Regions from separate parts of the Mus musculus genome. Here region 2 is linked to region 1. A link is a contact called in ENCODE Hi-C or POLR2A ChIA-PET data. All regions are on one chromosome and are shown on one strand. Each heading gives the region's core, a stretch centred on a gene start or an enhancer-like site at or near the end of the contact. The rest is flanking DNA. Distances are from core to core; before and after follow the strand shown.

Evidence for each region. A loop is a pair of places that touch in the nucleus more often than their neighbours do. ChIA-PET counts read pairs that join two places held with the same protein, here RNA polymerase II (POLR2A).
Region 2: POLR2A ChIA-PET joins it to region 1 with 11 read pairs in embryonic stem cell. The contact joins the promoter of Limd1 here to the promoter of Lars2 in region 1. A Hi-C loop is called at or near these places in 1 of 37 maps with a recorded cell type or tissue (CH12F3). POLR2A ChIA-PET finds 5 or more read pairs at or near these places in 2 of 5 experiments (both embryonic stem cell).

What each region holds. Positions count from the first base shown.
Region 1 is chr9:123,363,540-123,368,401 of GRCm38, forward strand. It overlaps Lars2 (leucyl-tRNA synthetase, mitochondrial), which reads left to right and starts at 3,388. Exons shown (of 21, transcript NM_153168.3): 1 at 3,388-3,568.
Region 2 is chr9:123,477,400-123,482,273 of GRCm38, forward strand. It overlaps Limd1 (LIM domains containing 1), which reads left to right and starts at 1,302. Exons shown (of 8, transcript NM_013860.2): 1 at 1,302-3,222. The coding sequence starts at 1,839.

The DNA.
Region 1 (4,862 bases), core at 2,138-4,637:
TTTGGAAAGGAACAAGTCTAAGCATCATTATTTGCAGATACTTTTTCCCCCAAAGTATACATAAGTGACCCTAAAAAATTCAGTAGGAAACTCCCTACAGCTGATAAACACTTTCAGCAAAGTAGCTGGAAACAAGATTAACCTAAAAATAGTCAGTAGTTCTTCCATATATATATGATAAATGAATTGGAAAAGAAATCAGGGAAGCAATATCTCTCACAATAGCCTCAAATAATATAAAATACCTTGGGGTAACTCTAACTAAGCAAATAAAAGATTTGTATGATAAAAACTTCCAATTCTTTGGAGAAAGAAATTGAAGATGATAGCAGAAGATGGAAAGATCTCGAATGCTCAAGGATTGGTAGGATTAACATAGTAAAAATGGCCATCCTACCAAAAGCAATCTATAGATTCAATGTAATCCCTATCAAATTCCAACTCAATTCTTTACAGACATTGGAAGGACAATTCTCAAATCCATATAGAAAAACAAACAAACAAACAAAAATAATCCTAGGATAGCTAAGACAATCTTGAACAATAAAAGAACTGCTGGATGCCCCACCATTCTCAATTTCAAAGCATATAAACAGATGTGTTGATCAATGGAATCAAATTGCAGATCCAGACATAAATTCATACACTTATGGACACCTGGTTTTTTGATAAAGAAGCCAGAAATACACAGTGGAAAAAAGACAGCATCTTCAACAAATGGTGCTAGTTAAACTGGATATCTGCATGTAGAAGAATGCAAATATAACCATATGTATCACTCTGTATAAAACTCAAGTCCAAGTGGATCAAAGATCTCAGCATAATACCAGATACATTGAACCTGATAGGGAAGACAGTGGGGAATAGCCTTGAATGCCTTGGTGTAATAGATGGCTTTCTGAACAGAGCACCAATAATGCAGTCACTAGATCAACAATTAATAAATTGGACCTCATGAAACTGAAAAGCTTCTGTGAAACAAAGGAGACTGTAGCCACCAGCGACCACAGGTTCCCGGGTTCCTGAAAGGAAACATGGGGTTTTGGATGGGAAAGGCTGCGAGAGAAATAACGAGCCAAGACAAAGTTCTGATCAAGGCCAATGTTTACTTAAGAGTCTGAGCTTATAAAGGGGGGGACCCATCCCCTACCACGCCAGGATCTTGTTGCTTTGTCAGGATAGTGTCAGGAGAACAGGTTCAGCCTCTCAGCTGAGGAAACCACAGACGTGGCAGTCAAAAGACTTTACCCAGGTCAGAAGACTCCACCCTAGGTGGACTAGCACTGTGGCAAGCCAGGTCTGAGCAGCCTGCTCAAGGCTGGGAGGAGGGCACAGAATTGGAAAAGATTTTTACCAACTCCACATATGATAGAGGACTAATATCCAAAATACATAAAGGGCCCAAGAAACTAGATATCAAAAAACAAACAAACAAACAAACAACAAACAAAAAAACCAGAAAAACAATAAAAGAAAAACAAAAACAAAAAAACCCAACAATTCAATTCAAGAATGAGGTACAGATCTAAACAGAGAGTTCTCAATAGAGTAGTCTAAAATGGCTGAGAAACTCTTAAGGAAATGCTAAATCAAAACTACTTCCTTCTTATACCTGTCTGAACGGCTAAGATCAATAACACAAGTGACAGTTCATGTTGGCCAGAATGTGGAACAAGGGAACCCTCTTCCATCATGGGAGTGCAAACCTGTATAGCTACTATGGAAATCAATATATTGATTTCTCAGAAAATTGGGAATCCATCTACCTCAAGACCCAGCGTACCACTCTTGGGCTTATACCCAAAGCATGTTCTATCCTACCTCAAGGATACTTGCTCAACCATGTTCATTGTTGTTTTTTTCATAGTAGCCAGAAACTGGAAACAATCCATATGTCCCTCAATAGAAGGATGGATAAAGAAAATGTGGTGCATTTTCACAATGGAGTATTTGCTGTAAAAAAAAAAAAAAAAAAAAAAAAAGTGACATCATGAAATTTGCAAGCAAATGGATGGATCTAGAAAAAAAAAAAAAAACCCCAAGTGATGTAACCCAGAATCTGAAAGATAAATATGGTATGTATTTACTTATAAGGGGATTTTAGGATTTTAGCCATTAAGTAAATGATAATCAAGCTACAATCTAGAAACAGAGAGGTTATGTAAAGAGGAGGGGTCTTGGGAGACATAGGAACCGACCTGGGAAGGTAGATTAGATTTTATGGGAGGATTGGGGGGGTGGGTGAGGATGGGAGGGGGTTGTGTGGGGGGAAAGAGTATGGGGAGAGTCAGCTGAAATTGAAGGAGGGCACTTCTGGGGGTGGGGGATGGGAAGCCAGTGCAGTGGAAACCTAGTGTGAACTGTATCAGGGCAATGGTGGCACAGAATTGGTTTCCAGGTGAGGTTTGATGCTGGTCTAGAACAACCTGGTGTTTTGAGCTTTAAATGATCAGGAGACTGTTTTTGTTGTCGTCGTTGAAGTCTTGGAAATGGACAAAAGCTTCCTATGTTTCCTGGGTGGCACACAGAATGAAGTTTTATTCTGTAGGAGTGTACACCCCTGCTGGTCTCCTTATGGACTGCATTGACCCATGTAAGGACAGAAACTAAGATGGAGATTATACATACAGTGACGGGATGGATTGTCTGTGAAGCTACAATTGATTTTAGCCCTGTAGGAAGAGATGGCACTCAGACATTGTTTCCCCCCTCCCCCCCCACCCCCCCGCTATTACTGGATAGCAACCATTTTGCACTATTTGCAAATCTCAGTACACTTCTCACATGTGGCCTTAAAAAGATTCTTCCTTTAAAAGATAGAGTGTAATTACACCATTGTTCCTTTGCAATTCCTTGATTTATTACAAGGCAAGAAGCTCTTGCTCCATGCAGTGCGTGCTGGGCGATGGGGCACATTAACCCCATAAGGAAGGAGGTCAGACAGCTTGTTTTCCTGTCAGTACATTTTGTTCCCCGCTCTACTCCGGGCTAGGTAATTCTCCTCCTGGGGCTAGAAGATCACCTGATATGATGGATGAAAAGTGCTTCAATCCTCACCAGGCCCATAATGGATCAAAAAGTCAGACAAGCCAGCCCAGTAGCAGCTTCTGTGACGCTGAGATTCAAACCCTGGCCTTGAACCACCCCAGAGCTCTTTTAACCACCTGTCACTTCATCCTTTAGCATCTCCCTCGTTTCTGTTCTAATTGTAAGACCGGGACAATCCGGTAAGCAGAATTTGTACCGATAGCAGGCGTAGAGGGCGAGGCCTGGGCGGGGTCAGCCCTGGGCGAGCAGCTTGGGGGCGGAGTCAGCGCTGTCTCTCCCGCATCTCGCCTTTCCCTCTTGGCTCCGCCTCTCCTGTCTGTGTCCGCGGCCTCCCCTTTCGATAAAGTTGTTGTTTTGCCAACATGGCGGCGCCCAGAGTGACTGGCTGGGTCTTGCTCGTGTAATGCTTGGGGAACGAGGCAGAAGGTAGCAGCTGGCCAGACAGAGCCTGAGCGCAGAAAGCCCCGCCTGGGGCTCAGGAAGACGAGAGACAAGCCCCGCTTAGCCCCCGGAGCTGAAGGTGCGGACAGGCTCGGGAGTCCCGGGACCTTGGAGTTTGACAAAATGGGAAAAGCTCCGAGATTCTAGTCTATAGGCTCTTTCAGCCATGGACCCTGTTGACAGCTCCGGACTCTTGCTCGGAGAACGCACATCTTCACATGGCTTTGTATTCGAATTCTCCTCTACTACTCACCTCCCCCCGGGTGCCTGGATCTTCTCTTCGGGGTTGGGGGTTTGGACCCAGAAAAGGACCATCAGTACTACATCTTTGGGGGACCCACAGTATTAATTAGGACCCGCAGGTCTTCACAAGTCGCCTGGATCTTAACAGGCTCACAGCTTACAGAGAAGGTGGAGTTCCAGATACGAAATAACTTGCCTGAGATCCTGCAGGAAATTAGAAGTAGCGTGTGTGTGTGTGTGTGTGTTTAACATTAGTATTTTACAAGACATGTCTGCTGACATTTGTGTTTTTAGAAGACATGTTTGTTGGGGTGAGGTGTGTGTTAACTTACTCGTTTTGTTTGTATCCACACCAACCTCTGCTAAAATGGCTGCTTTTGATGCCAGGAAGAGGCAATGCCTATTAAGACTTCAGTAGACAGGTACTTGAAATGGCCCAGAGCTGTGCCTAGTAAGTAAAAAAAGAACAGAAGATGGTTGAAATCTAAAAGTTCTGTAAATTCATAGGCATGAGCACAGACAATTTGTTCTTAGTCTCTTCCCCTAGTGGAGAGTCTGAGGGTGATCTTGGACCTATGCCTAAGGGTTTGGGGTTTATTTTTATTTTTTATTTTGCATTGCTCAGGATGGAACCAATGGCCTCAAACAGTGTCAGGGAATTACTCTACCACTAAGCTATATCTCCAGCCCCCACATTTACAGTATTTACTTGTTTTATTTTGTTTTTGGTGCTGGGTATTGAACTGATGTGCTGAGCATCTGTTTTATATATCTAGTCTTTGGATTTTCTTAACAAATCTGCTTTTGTTTTAAGACTTGTTTTTAATTGTGTGTGTGTGTGAGTGTGGGTGCCCATATAGGCCAGAGGCATCAGATCTTCCTGAAGCTGGAATCATAGGCATTGTGAGTCACCCACTGTGAGTGCTGGGGACCAAACGGGGATCCTGTACAAGAGCGGTGTGCTCTCTTAACTGCTGTGCCATCTTTCCTGCCTCTTCTTTATTTGTTTGTTTAAAGACAGAGTCTCGCTGTATAGCCCAGGCTTCCCTACAGCTCATGGTAGCCCAGGTTGTACTGGAACTCTTGACAGTCCTCCTACCTCAGCCTCTCAAGCTACTGGCATTCCAGGT
Region 2 (4,874 bases), core at 52-2,551, 110 kb after region 1:
TTGGGGCTGGAGCCTGGAACTCTTCATTTTCAACAAATATCCTGAACCTTCAGAGTCTACAGGACAGTGAACCATTTTTGTGTTTATAGAATATAAGAATATAAGCACTTCCATATATATTATCTTGTTTGTTCCTCGTCACAGTTTAGAGAGATTTGCCAAGACACATATGTTCAACCAAACCCTGCGCATATACAGGTGTAATGAAGTGGATAACTGATTAGCTGTCAACCAAAAAGGGGCATGCAGACAAATAAACAGCTGGAGCTGACCCTCCATACCTAGAGCTCCACATCTGAACAAGGGCAAGATACTCAGGAAAAGAAAAGGTGTTTATGTTAAACACATACAGATTTCATTTTCTTGTCATGATTCCTGAAAGACAACAAAACAAAACCAAACAAAACTGCTGAGAACTATTTGCATAACATTTACATCTATTAGGTAGTATGAGCAGAGACCTGGAAACATTTAAACTAGATGGGAGAAAGCCTGCAGGTCAGTGACTTCAGTATCCCTGGATTTAAATAGTGTTCAAACCAAGCAGGAAACAAAGGGGTTGTGGGTGGGGGTAACTTTACGGGGAGGTGATTTTAGCTGGGAAGGAAAGAAGAGACACCAGAAGCTGATCAGCAGGCTCTCGGCAGGCACTAGGAAGTTCCATCCACCGGGAGTTCAGGCAGGGAAGGTCCCAAATCAGAGGGAGGGTAGGCGGGGCAGTCAGGCCTGTTTGTAGAAGTGAAGGCGGGATTTCAAAATAAGTCCGGAGTAAGCCTTGAGGGTTCAAGTTCAAGAGTGACAGGCCTGGGATTGGTTTTAGATCACGCTGGCGGCTGTGTGGGAAACGTAAACTATCCCCAGTCACCTCATAGGAGCTATGTGTGTTATCTAGAGCCATGGCAACCTGGAGTGGTGAGAACTGCTTGGGGTTCAAGAAACCCAGTAAGGACGACAAGCCTCTCTGGGCACACTTAGGACGTCCAACACAGATGCTCTCATTCGAGGGGACCCGAGGGAAGCCTGGCGCACCCTTGACTCTCCAGCAGCGGCGGGAAACTGAACAGTCCGCGGCAAAAGTACTGCGGGAATTGCAACTCTCTCCCGGTGCCCAGAGAGGGACGCCAAAACTCGGCGTGCGCATCACTGGCCTGCAGGGGGCGCCCCGCCCCGCCCCGCTCCCGCCCCGCCCTCCGAGCCTCCGCCCCGCCCCGCCCCGCCCCGCCCCGCCCTCCGAGCCTCCGCCCCGCCCCGCCCCGCCCCGCCCTCCGAGCCTCCGCCCGCGCCCCTGCGCGGCCCGGGGCGGGCGCAGCCGGCCAGCGAGCTCCCGGGACTGACGACCCGCGCGCTCACTTCCGCGTCCCGCCGCCGGCCGCCGCCATCGGACAATGGGCCGCGCGCCGCGGCTGCAGTGAGCTCTGCTGGATCCGGCCACCGGCCCCAGGCCAGGGGCTGCCCGGTGTGTTTGCAAGTTCGATTGTTCGACGTGGATGTGAGTTTACTTTTTTTCTGTGGACGTTCTCTGTCTTCTTTCGCCTGTTTTGGGTTTTGTGACTTGGAGAAGAGAACTTTTCTAAGCAGGCCGGGCACGGCTGAAGGCTGCTCTGCCCCCACGTGGACGCTCCCCGGGGGAAAAGAAGTCTGAAAGTAAACTTAGCCCCGCTGGCCTGAAGGCCTCAACTCTGGCTGGACTGTGAGTTTTGGAGTCATGACCTTCTTGCTGGGCAGGTGGGAATCTTTATCTGCCTTAGGCTGGACCTGAAACCTCGGCCAGCACCCAAATCTCCCCCACCACATTCACACCTTGAACCAGGGCTAGGCCCCGGACACTGATCTACAACATGGATAAATACGATGATCTGGGCCTTGAGGCCAGTAAGTTCATCGAGGACCTGAACATGTATGAGGCCTCCAAGGATGGGCTCTTCCGGGTGGACAAGGGTGCTGGCAACAACCCAGAATTTGAGGAAACTCGAAGGGTGTTCGCGACCAAGATGGCCAAAATCCACCTCCAGCAGCAGCAACAGCAGCAGCTCCTACAGGAGGAGGCCCTACCTAGGGCAGGCAGAAGCCCGGTCAACGGTGGGAACCGTCAGGGTGCGAGCGGCAAGCTGGCTGCAGATGGGGCCGCTAAGCCTCCTCTGGCTGTGCCAACAGTGGCACCTGGATTAGCTACTACCACTGCGGCCGCGCAGCCCTCGTACCCATCTCAGGAGCAGAGGATCAGGCCATCTGCCCATGGTGCAAGGCCTGGCAGTCAGAACTGTGGTTCCAGGGAGGGGCCTGTGAGTTCCCAGAGACCTGCTTTACACGGCCTGAGTCCCTCCTGTGAAGACCCTTCCTGCCTCACTCACGGAGACTATTATGACAATTTCTCTTTGGCAAGCCCACAGTGGGGTGATAAACCTGAAGGGTGCCCCAGCGTGAGTCTGGGTGTAGGAAGTGGATGGCCTGGTTGCCCAGGGAATGACTCCACATTGCCCAAATCCTGTGGAGACCATCACCCTTACCAGCCACAGCTCTCCACAGTGTGCTCTGGCAGGTCTTTTGAAAGTGGCATCAGTGGCCAGGACGGTGGCATTGGTGGCCATAGCAGCGAGAAGCCAACAGGCCTTTGGTCCACTGCCTCCTCTCAGCGAGTGAACCTCGGTTTTTCTTCCATGGGCTTGGAGAATGGGACCTCCGCTCAACCCAAGGGCACAACTGTTTCAGCACCGATGGTCCCTAGCAGCGCCAGCCAAGGAGCTTGTCCGAAAAGAGATTCAGGTCTGGGATATGAGGCTTCAGGCAGGGTCTTCAAACCCCTTGTGGACACTCAGCCTTGGCTGCAGGATGGGCCCAAGTCTTACCTCTCAGTTTCTGCTCCATTATCCTCGACAGCTGGCAAGGACAGTACCCAGCCAGGTATGACCACCGGGCTGGATCCTAAGTTTGGATGCGTGGAGTCTGGCACTAGTCCCAAGCCCAGCCCCACCAGTAACGTCCATCCGGTAATGTCCACTCCATCTGAGTTATCTTGTAAAGAGAGTTCTCCCAGCTGGTCCACTGACAGTAGTCTGGAACCTGTGCTCCCAGGGAGTCCCACCCCCTCCAGGGTGAGATTGCCCTGCCAGACCCTCGCACCGGGCCCTGAGCTTGGACCCTCCACTGCGGAATTGAAGTTGGAAGCCCTCACCCAGCGTCTGGAGCGAGAGATGGATGCTCACCCCAAAGCGGACTACTTCGGTAAGTAAGATGCTTTGGAGTTGCCTGTGGTGGAGCGATGGTGTCCCCACCAGGATGCTATTATTTCTCCTTCCTCTTTCAGCTACTTCTGCTCCTTTAGAAACTTGAAAGCAGCTGCGGGCAGAAAGCAGCCTTTTGCATATGGGAGTTACCCATGTGAGCAGAGTGAAGCAGGGTGGGATTGCTCATAACTGCCCTCAAAAAAGGGAAATGAAGCTGGGAGGTGGTGATGCTCGCCTGTAATTCCGACACTTGGGAGGCAGACGCAGGAGGATCTCTGAGTTCGAGGCCAGCCTGGTCTATTATAGCTAGAGTTCCAGAACAGCCAGGGCTACACAGAGAAATCCTGCTTTGACCAAACCAAACCAAACCAAATCAACAAACAAAACAAAACAAAACAAAAAAGAGGGAAATTCTGTGAGTTTGTGTTTCAAGGGTTTGAGGTACCACCTCAAGCTTCTTGCAGTGACTGGCTTGAGCTGACCAAATTTGTGGTTGTTCTACATGGTATAAATGTGTGGGATGTGTGGCTTTTGTTTCTTGTCTTCTGTTCATATGGTGGTTCTGCAGGTAGCCATGGACCAGCATCATATCTTTGCCTAGATGCTGGTTACAAAAGGAAATCATTAGCCCCTCCCTGGATCTGCTGCAGCAGGAGCTCAGGGTAAGATCGGAGAAGGAGAGAGACTTCTGCAGGATCACGATAACAACTGGGCCAGGTGCCTCTTGACTCAGTCCACACCCAGCACCAGCCAGCAGCAGGCGATACCCGAAGGTGTGACCTGACACAAGGTGAAGGTGCTTCTCCAGGCTTTTACCCAAAGTTGCAGATTTCATTCTCTCTTCTAAAAAAAACCCACACACTCTTTACAGACGACTGGCTTCGACTTTTTTTTCTACACGATGTTTGGAGGCAGCAAGAACGTGGCTGTATTCCTTTGTTGAAAACAGTTGCCTGTCTCATGGGAGCGGGTGGCTTGGAAAGACAGCTTGTGTTTAGGAGTCTGTGGCTTTTTTCATCTTTTAATTTTCTCTCTCTCTCTCTCTCTCTCTCTCTCTCTCTCTCTCTCTCTCTCTCTCTTTCTCTCTCTCTCTCTCTCTCTCTCCATTTTTGGCCTCTTGAGTAGTGGGTTCATGATTTCTCTGAAGTCCAAGTCCTCCCAAATGGTGGCTTCACCAGTAGAGGAGGCCGGGACACGGAAGACCCTTGAGGGAAAGATGCTGGCTTTTCCCACTCTCCAAAAGAACCCATTTTTCCTGAGGCCTTAGGCGGGTCACCAGCCCAAGGAGATGGGCCATGGGCAGATATGCAGTCCATAGTAGGACTAGGATCTGCTTAGTATGAGCAGCTCTGGGAACTAGTGCTCACGACACTCAGCAGTCAGAGGTCATGGTTGCTATTAACTAGTTTCTTCTTAGATTTATTTTATTTTATGTATTTGAGTGTTTTGTCTGTGTGTATGTATGTATAGCACATGCATGTCTAATGTTGGTAGAAATCAGGAAATGGCATCAGCTTGCCTGAGATTGGAGTTACAGGTGGTTATGAGCCCCCATGTGGGTGCTGGGAATTGAACCCTGGTCCTCTGCAAGAGCAACAAGTGCCCTTAACTGCTGAGCTACCCCTCTAGCTCCTTGTTTATTTTTTAAAG